Regions from separate parts of the Mus musculus genome. Here regions 2 and 3 are each linked to region 1. Evidence: chromatin loops called from intact Hi-C (ENCODE). Cell type or tissue: left cerebral cortex. All regions are shown on one strand.

Evidence for each region. A loop is a pair of places that touch in the nucleus more often than their neighbours do. Peaks named below come from ENCODE experiments on the same cell type or tissue, not always from the same donor. Only the 100,000 strongest peaks of a DNase experiment are listed, where the experiment ranks them.
Region 2: it touches region 1 in a loop (5-fold over the local background); 18 of 42 quality-filtered maps call a loop at or near these places.
Region 3: it touches region 1 in a loop (8-fold over the local background); 3 of 42 quality-filtered maps call a loop at or near these places.

What each region holds. Positions count from the first base shown.
Region 1 is chr16:55,150,061-55,154,060 of GRCm38, forward strand. No RefSeq gene overlaps it. Among named protein-coding and RNA genes, the nearest start is that of Zpld1, 130 kb to the right of the region's middle. In left cerebral cortex, a CTCF peak has its summit at 1,910; DNase peaks (open chromatin) are centred at 1,897 and 3,976; H3K27ac peaks cover 335 bases.
Region 2 is chr16:55,467,026-55,471,025 of GRCm38, forward strand. All of the region lies in intron 2 of Gm45968 (a long non-coding RNA gene), which reads right to left. Among named protein-coding and RNA genes, the nearest start is that of Mir5118, 26 kb to the right of the region's middle. In left cerebral cortex, CTCF peaks have their summits at 2,275 (motif pointing left) and 2,929 (motif pointing left); a DNase peak (open chromatin) is centred at 2,234.
Region 3 is chr16:55,850,930-55,854,929 of GRCm38, forward strand. The region is part of intron 4 of Nxpe3 (neurexophilin and PC-esterase domain family, member 3); the gene reads right to left. Among named protein-coding and RNA genes, the nearest start is that of Nfkbiz, 31 kb to the left of the region's middle. In left cerebral cortex, a CTCF peak has its summit at 2,127 (motif pointing left); a DNase peak (open chromatin) is centred at 2,128.

The DNA of each region.
Region 1 (4,000 bases):
GACTGTTTCAGTCTCACCACCATATCCACATCCTTGTCAACAGAAATGAAGAAAAAAAAAAAGGAGAAAAAGGCATGCACAGGCTCCATAATAGCATAACCTGGGTTAGAAATCCTTACATCTCCAATTACACACGAGAGAAAAAAAAAAAAAAAAAAAAAAAAAAAAAAAAACAGAACAGACTTAGCTGATTGGCGATTGTGTACCATGCACAAAATTTTATTACATTAATAGAAAAAATTCTATGAGGGGACAAAGAATAAAATGCCCTGTCTGGATGATGCACAACTGATATTTTTATGATTGATAGTCCACATAGAGAACACTTTTATAACCAGAACGTATCTGCCCACTGAATTTTCACTCTGAGCTTCAGTCAAGCAGAACTACAGCCAAAATACACTAAGTAGCCCTCAAAATAGAATAGAGACATTTGAAAGGCTGAAGAGAACTTAGGTTGTTTTTTTTTTTTTTAAGAAGGTAAGATAAATAAAGAATGGAATCATGGAGTGGTGTTGGGGTTTTCTGGGCATTTCAGCTTAATAAGTTTTAAATTTAATAATTTAGAACTTTTTATTAGGTATTTATTTCAGTTACATTTCCAATGCTATCCCAAAATTCCTCCACACGCTCCCCCACCCACTCACCCACCCACCCACTCCTACTTCTTGGCCCTGGAGTTCCCCTGTACTGAGTCATATAAAGTTTGCAAGACCAATGGGCCTCTCTTTCCACTGATGGCCGACTAGGCCATCTTCTGATACATATGCAGCTAGAGACACAAGCTCCAGGGGTACTGATTAGTTCATATAATTATTCCACCTATAGGGCTGCAGATCCCTTTAGCTCCTTGGTTACTTTCTCTAGCTCCTCCATTAGGGGCCCTGTGATCCATCCAATAGCTGACTGTGAGCATCCACTTCTGTGTTTGCTAGGCCCCAGCATAGTCTCACAAGAGACAGCTATATCTGGGTCCTTTCAGCAAAATCTTGCTAGTGTATGTAATGGTGACAGCGTTTGGAAGCTGATTATGGGATGGATCCCCGGATGACTCAAATTTTTGAAATAAGTGGATTCTTGGTCTCAGAATGAAGCTCTCCCTCCTTCCCTCCCCCCTCTCTCTCTGAATGTTTGAGTAAAATTATTTTATCAATTGTAAATGGCAAAGGAAATCCATTTCTATTCTTTTTTGCATTTATAGTGCCCATGTTTTGTTATTGATAAGAATATTAAGCAATTTTGAGCAAATGTTGCTTGACACATGTCTTTAGAAGCCCTTGGGAATTCTATTTTACTACATGAAATCCTTGGTCTGGCAAAGAGTACAAACAAGATGCTTCACAAAACCTTAAATCCCATGCAGTATTTAAACTAGCATGTGTCAATAAACAAGGCCAGGCTGGATGTTCGATCATTCAATTCAAACGATCACTGCAGAGGAAACTAGAGCTTGTTAAATATATGAGAAAACTAAAGATATGGGATATGTAAAGGTGGCATTTTCTCAAAAAGAAAGCCTCTATCTAGATATGGTTTTAGTGAGAGAGAAATGAAAGGAGAATATGCAGAATATCAGTAACAACAAGTAATTGGGAGTTGAATTATTTAGGAGTGGCAAATGACAACTGGCTGGGTTTCAACTAATCATTTCCTGAAGACAGGAAAAGAAAATGATTAATGGAAATCTTCAACACATTTTTATTTGTAAAATGTGTGTTGATGACTTTTATGTTACATAACCACTAATGAGCAGGAGTATGTGGGCTGAGGCAGAGAACTGGAGACTTAGGAAGCATCTGCAGGAGGCATGCTTACTGAGCTGTGTGTGCAGATGTAGGGACATGGACCCAGAAGGACAGGAGCACAGCACACACAGGCTGTTTGCTAGGGCTGTATTTCTGGGCTGATTTACTAGGTGGCGATATAATCTTAAAAATAAGCATTCACATTCCTGACACTGTCTCTGCACCATGTTTTTCACAGATAGTTTTCATTTCCAATACTTCCCTTTTCTCTTTGACTTCTGCCGTTTTTTTCGCCTGAAATCCTGTGTCATCTCCTCCGTTCCAATAATAGAAAAACGATCAAAACCCAAGCTGCTCTTACAAAGAGGCTATTGAAATTCCCTCTCTAGCCTGGCTTTCTGCAAGAAGCTCTTCAGTCTTCTACTAGCACTAGCTTCAGAGCACTGTCTAACATTCAAATTTCTTCCTTGCTTATCTGAAAGTTTCTACTGTTGAAACATAAAAGTAAACCCATCTTCAAGTAAACATAAGCCTTGCTTCATTTCATGGATCAAGATTCCTTGGGACCAACTAAAAGTAACTCATTTTAAAGTTTATTTATTTATTTATTTATTTTGAAAAATCTTAGTAATCTAGTTCTATAACCTCCATCTTTTCTGTCCTCAGATATGAAACCTCAGAGAAACATGAAATTCTAAAGGACCTTATAAAGCTATGAATAAGTAAATATAAGTGAAAGTGCTTGATAAACAGTTAAATGATGTGCAATTATTATTATTTCCCAACAATAGTACTTCCCAAAGCAGGAAGTATCACAGAAATGGAGAAGTCTAGAAGACTCCTGTAATTTGTGTTTATCTTTGATTGTTTCCTTTAAATTATGCCAAGACCTATATCATATAACTTACCTCCAAGGATATCATATAACTTATCTCCTTGGAATACATGGTATAACTGTGTGGGACATTATGAGTATAAAGTAACAAGGAACATGTTATAATTCATAACCTTAAGAGACACATATTGGCTAAGCAGAAATTGACACTGTGAAAAAAATGATTCTGACACAACATATTTGTAGTCAGGGCTCAGAGGAAAGAGAGTGGGAAATCAGGGATAAGGTGAAATTAAATGAGAGCAAGTGAGTCCTTGAACACATCCTACAAGAATGAGACGAATACTGATAGAAGGAGGAGGAGGAGGCAAGATGGAGACACATCCAGAGAAATGAACCTTGTAGGTAGTTGGGATCAAACAAGTGTTCATGTGAGGCAGAATCAATCAGGGAGGAGATTGCTTGAGACGCTGGTGGGTACTGTTAAGTAATAGAAATCGGGGCAGACTGTTAGAGGTTGGAGTGTAGAAGGCAGTAAGATTCAGGTAGAAAAGATTTGATGTGACAGAAAATACCTAGCACTTCCAGAGGCACCAGGGCAACACTGCAAAGAATCATCTTAAGGAAGATTTACCTGGCGCTGAGAGATGGAAACAGAAAAACCAGGGAGATTAGACAGAAGAGCAAAATTATCATGCAGGCAGTTGCAGTGCAGATATATCCACAGAAATAAATCCAAGTAATGTCTCAAGCAAGTATCCAAATGCTGAGAATAACCAATATAGGTATGTGAAATAGACAAAGCTCAGCTTCTATCGAGGATAATAGTTATTTCCCTGAAAATGATGAGCAAATTTAAGAGGATACTAGGTATAAATTACAATATTAAAGATTACATACCTAGAGGATTATAGGGAATATGAGATAGTCACCTACACAGAGGTAGTAATTGAGAGAAGAAAATAAAATGAAATGATTCTGACATCCAATTTGGAGTTATTGTACCTCCTGTGTTTAGAGCCTAAGGAATACTGGTAAGAAAGACACAGAGAGAAATATGTGATGCCACTAGAAAGACCAACAGCCCAAAGCATTTATAATATCATAAAATAAACTCTACATCAAACAATCCAGTGTAGGAGCAGAGGAGAGATGAATCAATAATGCAGAGGACAAAAGAAATACTGACAACATCTTTGAGCAGGAAGATATGCCTATAGTCTGTTTCAAAATAAGAATAGAGAATATTGAGGACTTTAGAAACAGAGAGCTTCCTGTCAGGAGGACTAGCATATGTAATTGCAAACAGATGTAAGCATGTACATTATACTCAAGGAAGTGTTAATGTTTGAACTGCCTGGGGTGGTGAGAGACAGACTCGGTGAAGAAAGTCAAGGAAATGCAAAAGTTTGGAAATGAG
Region 2 (4,000 bases), 320 kb after region 1:
GCTCCTTCGTATACCAGGAGACGAGATGGTATTACAGCTGATTGCTTTTCTGAAAGTGGCGTTTACAATATGTTGAGACATCAGTTTTCATCTGATAGGACACAAAAGCCATTATATTGAATCTAAAGGGGGGAGTGGACTATACGCCAAGATTGAGAGAAAGACAGGTTTATAAACTTCGTCCTTATATTTTGCTTTTAAAAAAAAAATGCACTCTTACCTCTTGCCCAGAAAGATTTAATTTTGCTTGCTTGGTGGAGAAAGTGCATCACTAAAACTAAAAGCATGTCAGATTCCGTTGCAACCAGGTTCTCTGTAAGGCTAGGCACTGCACCCGGAAGACTTGATGTGCTCAGGCATTTTCGTTTCAGCAAAACCTATACCCTCTCTGCCTATGCCACGCAAACTGATATAGTGATCACCAGCCATGTGTAGCTATTTAAATTTAAGTCTAAATTAGTTGACATATGAATATAGAATTATTAAAATTAAGCAGAATGCAGAAATGAATTCCTAATTTGAATTTCCTCCTGCTTAAGTGCTCAGACGCTACATATCATTAGTGCCTGACATGATGCTAATACAGGTACAAAATATTTTAATTTCCATGGAATGTCTTTTGGAAAGGAGCTACTCCATACTTTCTTGCTACACTATATTCCTCCCTAAATCCCTGCATAAAAAGAAAGAGTACTGCTTTATAATACCGTTCACCTTGTAGGTAACTGTCGCAAGACCTCTTGGTTATATTGATCAAGTTGCTGCTGATTAGCAAGGTTTACTTATACTTTATAAGATCAGTGAGACAACTTCACATTGACTCTCAAGAGTCCCTTCTTTCCCCTTCTCCCATGTTTGAATTGAGACTCTTCTGTCATTACAAAGAGATCACGAACACAGAGCACACTCCAGGAGAACTGACCCGCATTCTCCTTTTACACTATATCCCTAGGCCATCCCCACCACAGTGGCAATAGAATAAAATAGAATTAGGTCATTCATTCAGGTCTCACAGATATCCCCATTCATGAAGTCATCCATTCTACAAATAGTCACAGAAAACAGCTATATCCCTAGCCATGTGCTAGCCACCAAAGGCACTGCAGTGGAGGAAATGGATATGCTTTGGTGCTTACACTCTAGTGGAAAACAATGAGCACATGTACAAGACAAAAGTACCAAATGATGAAGCCAGAGCCCTGACGTCGTCTCCTGAGTTAAAATTTTGGAGCAAACGACAGAGTGATGCTTGAAAGATAAGATCACTTTTAGATTATATAAGAAAAGGAAGAATGGCAGAAATGTGATTGCAAACAGTACTAACACCATAGTTCAAAGCTTTGAAACTTAAAAGAACAAAAGCAGAATTAGAAAGCTCACTTATTGCGGTAGAGCAGGGATGGGCAGAGATCCAAGTAAGGCCACTGTGTCACCACCTGATCCGAATGTTTTAAAGTGGCTGTGATTGTACAGAATTCACAGAAGTGGGGTGAGAATGGATCCACGGCGAACATTCCTGGGGTTCTCTGTAGAACTGAGCTTTGGGAAACAAGCTGGAGTAAAGCTGAAAGGTAGAGAATGAACCTTAGGGCGGGATAGCTGTATGTTTACTGCAGGGGAGGACTGGAAAAGAGAGGGGAGTTTTTTAAAATGACTCCCAGGATTCTGGTTTTAAGGATCTTTTGGATGTTAACCTGCAAACACTGGGGGAATGTGGCTTTGGGGAAAACCAGGCTGTAAAGTTAGCTTGGAGACTAGCTGAATTAAGAGTGCCTATGAAATGCTAAACAGGGTACACAGACTAGGCAGCATAGATCTGTGGGTCATTATTTATTATTATTATTATTATTATTATTATTATTATTATTATTATGTTATCGGTGACAATAAAGTCATGGGGTCGATGAAATCATCCCTGAGAGAGAATGTGGTGAAAGGAAATGAGTACAGCTAATATAGACACACACATACACACACGCATACACACACACACATGCACACGCACGCATGGGGGTAGAGAGAGAGAGAGAGAGACCTTCATGGTATCTACAGCATGATAAACAAACACCCCATTCGTAATCACCCAGGATTCAGTCTCATCTATTGAATATCTTCGGTTGGCAAAGGTTCCCTTTCCAGATTTCCTGCAGGTTTTCACACGTCTAGATCTTCATTCCTACCACTGGAATAGAGCAGTGAGCTAGAGATCCCCTGGCTCTGAGCCAACAGACAGGCTCGCACCATTCCTTACCACACACTGCCATCTGCTGGCCTTCACCCAAGAGAGGAACTCCTAGCTCCTCTTTATGTTATTTAGACCTTTTAGGTTGTCTCCTAAGAAAACTAAGCAGTTGTCACTATTTTATTTTTTGTGATCTCATCAACTTCCCTGTGATTCATAGAGAAAAATCAAGTTATACAGTAAAATTCATCCATTTCTCTGATCCTTTATTCAAATATTGTTTATGTAAATGTCAAAACATATAGGCACCTTTAATACAGGGAAGAAATTGAAATAATTGTTGCCATAAATTATAATAGACATGCTTCTATAACATCACAATGCTTCTTATTTAGTTTATGAAATTCAGTCAACTTTGAATTAGAGTCTTTTTCCTAGACATAAACCAAATTTTATACCAAAATTATTTTTATGGTTGATAAAGCAAAACTTCATGGTTTCCATGTCAGTCACAAACTTCTGAACACAGCTCCAACCTTAAAAAGCAGCATAAAGTAAACTTCATGTAAAACTAAGTAATAAACAATATAAAAGTATACTTTCTGTCCATTTCTGTATCTCCTCACTTGCAGATATGTGTAAATTTACAAAAGAAAAAAAAAAAAAAAAGACTGGAGAGATGGCTCAGAAGAGCACTGGCTGCTCTTCCGCGGCAACCACATGGTGGCTCACAACCATCTGTAGTGAGATCTGATGCCCTCTTCTGGTGTGTCTGAAGACAGCAACCGTGTACTTAGACATAATAATAAATAAATCTTTTTAAAAATTGCAAAAAGAAAGAAATAAAGAAAGGGAGGGAGGAAGGAAGGAAGGAAGGAAGGAAGGAAGGAAGGAAGGAAGGAAGGAAGAAAGAAAGAAAGAAAGAAAGAAAGAAAGAAAGAAAGAAAGGAAGAAAGAAAGAGAGAAAGAGAGATGAGAGAGAAAGAAAGAAAGAAAGAAAGAAAGAAAGAAAGAAAGAAAGAAAGAAAGAAAGAAAGAAAGAAAGGAAGGAAGGAAGGGAGGGAGGGAGAGAGGAAGGAAGGAAGGAAGGAAGGAAGGAAGGAAGAAGGAAGGAAGGAAGGAAGGAAGGAAGGAAGAAAGAAAGAAAGAAAGAAAGAAAGAAAGAAAGAAAGAAAGAAAGAAGGTTCAAACTTTCAAGGATCAACTGAAATGCACATAAGGCTATTATGTAACTCTACTTAATTCAAACAATTTCAGTTTGGGCTAAATATCAATAAAGAAATACAATAAAATGGATTAAGATTTAGAATTCAATGATGTCATCATCACTTATTATAACTCTAAAATTTTTGAAAGATAAGAATTTGAACACTCCTCTGTCACATGAGTATTATATATATCATTCAGTTGTCATAGGAGAAGATAAAAGACCAAAGTCAATCATCAAATGACTTAAATGATACAGCAAAACCAAAGAACCAATGTAAAATCCTATCGCTCTTAATTACCGAAGTCCCCTACAGTACTGTCGCTTATACAAACATCGCTACGCATTATAATTTGGTCTTTCATCAAAAGCTACACAGAATGTTCACATCTGTCAGTGCTTACTTCGGGCCCTCACTATAAATTGTGTAATCATTGAATGAATCATTGATGAATAAATATGGAGGATGCTGGGCTCTGCAGCAGTAAGCGATGAGTTAAATAAAACAATGACTGCCCTTGCAGCAGCTTGAAGCCCCGACACAGCCGCTGCGTAAATCAAGTGAGACAGAGATGGGAAAGTGCTCAGAAAGTCATAAATCATACAAGGAA
Region 3 (4,000 bases), 700 kb after region 1:
ATTTGAAAAGAAACGTGCTCAGAAAGGCCAGCCATTTCTTTCAGCTTTTCCCTGAGGACATAAAACTTATTCCTTTTCTAATAACTCAAATGTGTAATCTCCAAGTAACACCAATCATTTCGTGACACTTCCTTACACACCCCAGGGTTCGGCACCACTCACAATCCAGTCATTTCAGTCATCTGTGAAGCCACGATCGAATGCCAATGCTGTATGCCCTGGACATTTCAATCTAAGTTGGCCTAGTCGCGATGGTTTTCAAGTTATTTAACTCCTTAACACTCCCATGTTACTCAATCCAAATTGTTTGGTATTTCCAAATCTCACTTTTAAAATGCATATTTTCTAGCTTGTTTGTGTAAAGAAAAGGGGAAAATGTAATCTAGTCTGTTGTCTACCTCCAAAAACAGACGAAGACTATTCCCAGAAATACAACTATGCTTACACATATGCTGGTCTGCCAGCTTATGGATGGCATTTCCTGTTGTCATAGAGCAGCAACAGTGCCGGATTTCTCCTGACAGTGCATATTTAATTTTTTCCCCCTTAGGCATCTTTATTGGTACAGCGACTAAGCAGAAATGTAACTGGTATTTTGCAAAAGTTTTTTTTTTTTTTTTTTTTGGTTTTTCGAGACAGAGTTTCTCTGTATAGCCCTGGCTGTCCTGGAACTCACTCTGTAGACCAGGCTGGCCTCAAACTCAGAAATCTGCCTGCCTCTGCCTCCCGAGTGCTGGTATTAAAGGCGTGCACCACCACGCCCGGCAATCCTGCAAAAGTTTTAATTTGGCAAATATGATTAGAAAGACAAATACTAAACATTCATTTGACTTATTCGGGAGTAATTTCCTCGGCTAGAAATAGCAGGGTACACTCGGGAGGTACAGCTCCAAAACTCAGGAGGCTGAGGCAGGAGGATCGCTTGTTCTCAGAAGTTCAAGACCAACTTAGGCACACAGCATGACTCCATCTCAGAAGGATGCCAAAAGAATCCTGGTGAGAAAATAAAACCCCAACTGGATGTCAAGTGTTGCTTTGCCTCCAGCTAGCTCCCAACTCCTTTGTTTCATTATATTATTATTACATTCAGTGTGTACACATGTGCGCATGCGTGCCACAGAGAGAAAGAGTGTGTGTGTGTCTGTGTGTGTGTGTCTCTGTGTGTGTGTGTCTCTGTGTGTGTCTGTGTGTGTGTCTGTGTGTGTGTGTCTGTGTGTGTGTCTGTGTGTGTGTCTGTGTGTGTGTGTGTGTCTCTGTGTGTGTATGTCTCTGTGTGTGTCTGTGTGTGTGTCTGTGTCTCTGTGTGTGTGTGTCTGTGTGTGTGTGTGTCTGTGTTTCTGTGTGTGTGTGTCTGTGTATGTGTGTCTGTGTGTGTGTGAGTGTGTGTGTGTGTCTGTGTGTGTGTGTGTGTCTGTGTGTCTGTGTCTGTGTGTGTGTCTGTGTGTGTGTCTGTGTGTGTGTCTGTGTGTGTGTGTGTCTGTGTCTCTGTGTGTGTGTGTGTCTGTGTTTCTGTGTGTGTGTGTGTGTCTGTGTGTGTGTGTCTGTGTCTGTGTGTGTGTGTGTGTGTCTGTGTGTGTGTCTGTGTGTGTGTGAGTGTGTCTGTGTGTGTGAGTGTGTGTGTGTCTGTGTGTGTGTGAGTGTGTGTGTGTCTGTGTGTGTGTCTGTGTGTGTGTGAGTGTGTGTGTGTGTATTACAGGAGTAGGTTCTCTCCTTCTGCTATGCGGAAGCCAAGGGATCAAACTCAGGTCATCAGGCTAGACCGGCAGGGCTTTTCCAGCTGAGCTGTCTCACCTGCCCTCCTTGATTTAACGTATCAAAGCCGCATAGCCAGAGACCTGCAGAGAATGCACCTGGGGCACAAAGAAAATATTTACTGGAATGAGAATTAAAAGTGATTTTGAAGTTACAATTTTACCCCTGGTAATTTGGCAGATTCAGTTATTTTGTGTCAAATACATGTTAAAAAGAAAAGTATATATCACACAGGAAGCAATTACCATTTCCATGAGAATGTTAATTATATTTACTACCAGAGTTTAGTCAAGCAAAGCAAATCAATTACTGAACCCGACATTCATTCTTTAAATGTAGGATGCTGTTTAGGAGCGAAACGCACGTGCCTCTAGTGCCCCCTTGCGGTCAATTTGTACAAAAGTGTCTCCTGACTCATTTCAAATGCTGCTTTAAAAGTGTATTTTGGGGTTTCCCATGTACTACGGGTATTTCCTCCATAGGGGGCACTAATCAATATCTATCCCCCACCTACAACAGTCCCAAAGACAAACTAAGATTCACCCTGCGTAACCAATGAGTTTACTGGGCCTACTTAAAGACCATGGATGAGGGGTTACTGACAGGAGTGTGTGTGACCCTGAGGAACCACACTGGAATATCTTCACGCAGCGACAGGAACTGGCTTCCCCGTAGCAACCGATGGAGTCCAGTTGTTCTCATCGTCTTCCCCACCAGAGACCCCAAAGGTCACTGGCAGCCAAGACAAATGGCAAAGAGAACTAGCTGGTGGCTCAGGTGAGTATCCAAAGACGCTCCCGATCCCTCGTGAGAGAATGCCAACAAACTCGGCTGCGGTGACCTTATGCAAACATATGATGATGGTAATTTCTTCGGGGGCGGGGGAAGACAGTGCCATACAACTCTACATCATCCATTACTCTAATGAGGGTTATCTGGACCAAAAACAGAACAAAAATGAGAGGAATAAAGGCTGAGAAATTTTCCTCAATAACCTATAAAGATGAAAGGATGACAGTGATACCATGAGAATTAAGGGCAGAAATTTGGGTACCATCTCAGCAAGATAAGCAAGGTCCCAAATAAAGGAATGAGTTCAATTTCCAACGAGGGTGGGATCCATCAAAGACCCTGCGTCATTTAGCTGTGAGTGTGTAGGGACCACAGCACAGAGACTAGTAACGATTCATCAGTCATTCTGACACTGGGGAAGTCTGTCCTCCACTAGACTCTTGCCTTTGATAAGCAGGTCTACTCTGACTAAAAACAGTTTCTTGCTTTTGACTAAAATGACAGCATTTGAGTGTTGGTAGCAGGGCAGTTTCGAGCCATACACTGCATTCTAAATATGAATTAGCTTATATATAAGTAGTAAAACTTGTAGGAAAGAAAGCTTCAAAATATAGAAGTCATAGAAAAACAAGAAAGGGGCAAAGGTTATGAATTCTTTCACATCGGTCTAAAAATCTTCCCTGACAATGTCATTCGGAGTCTGGTACAAAGTGATTATGTGCTGTTGCCCTGTTTAGATGTGTGTGTGTGTGTGTGTGTGTGTGTGTGTGTGTGTGTGCACGAGTGTGTGTGTGTCTGTGTCTGTGTGTGAGCATGATTATGTGTCTGTGTGTGTGAGCATGAGTGTGTGTGTCTGTGTGTGTGAGCACGAGTGTGTATGTGTGCGTGTGTCTGTGTCTGTCTGTGTGTGAGCATGAGTGTGTGTGTCTGTTTCTGTGTGTGTGAGCACGAATGTGTGTGTGTGTGTCTGTGTGTGAGCACGAGTGTGTGTATGTGTCTGTGTGTAAGCACGAGTGTGTGTGTCTGTGTCTGTGTGTCTGTGTCTGTCTGTGTGTGAGCATGAGTGTGTGTGTCTGTGTCTGTGTGTGGGAGCACGAGTGTGTGTGTCTGTGTGTGAGCACGAGTGTGTATGTGTCTGTGTGTGTAAGCACGAGTGTGTGTGTCTGTATCTGTGTGTCTGTGTCTGTCTGTGTGTGAGCATGAGTGTGTGTGTCTGTGTCTGTGTGTGGGAGCACGAGTGTGTGTGTGTGTGTGTGTCTGTGTGTGAGCACGAGTGTGTGTATGTGTCTGTGTGTGTAAGCACGAGTGTGTGTGTCTGTGTCTGTGTGTCTGTGTCTGTCTGTGTGTGAGCATGAGTGTGTGTGTCTGTGTCTGTGTGTGGGAGCACGAGTGTGTGTGTCTGTGTGTGAACACGAGTGTGTGTGTCTGTGTGTGTAAGCACGAGTGTGTGTGTCTG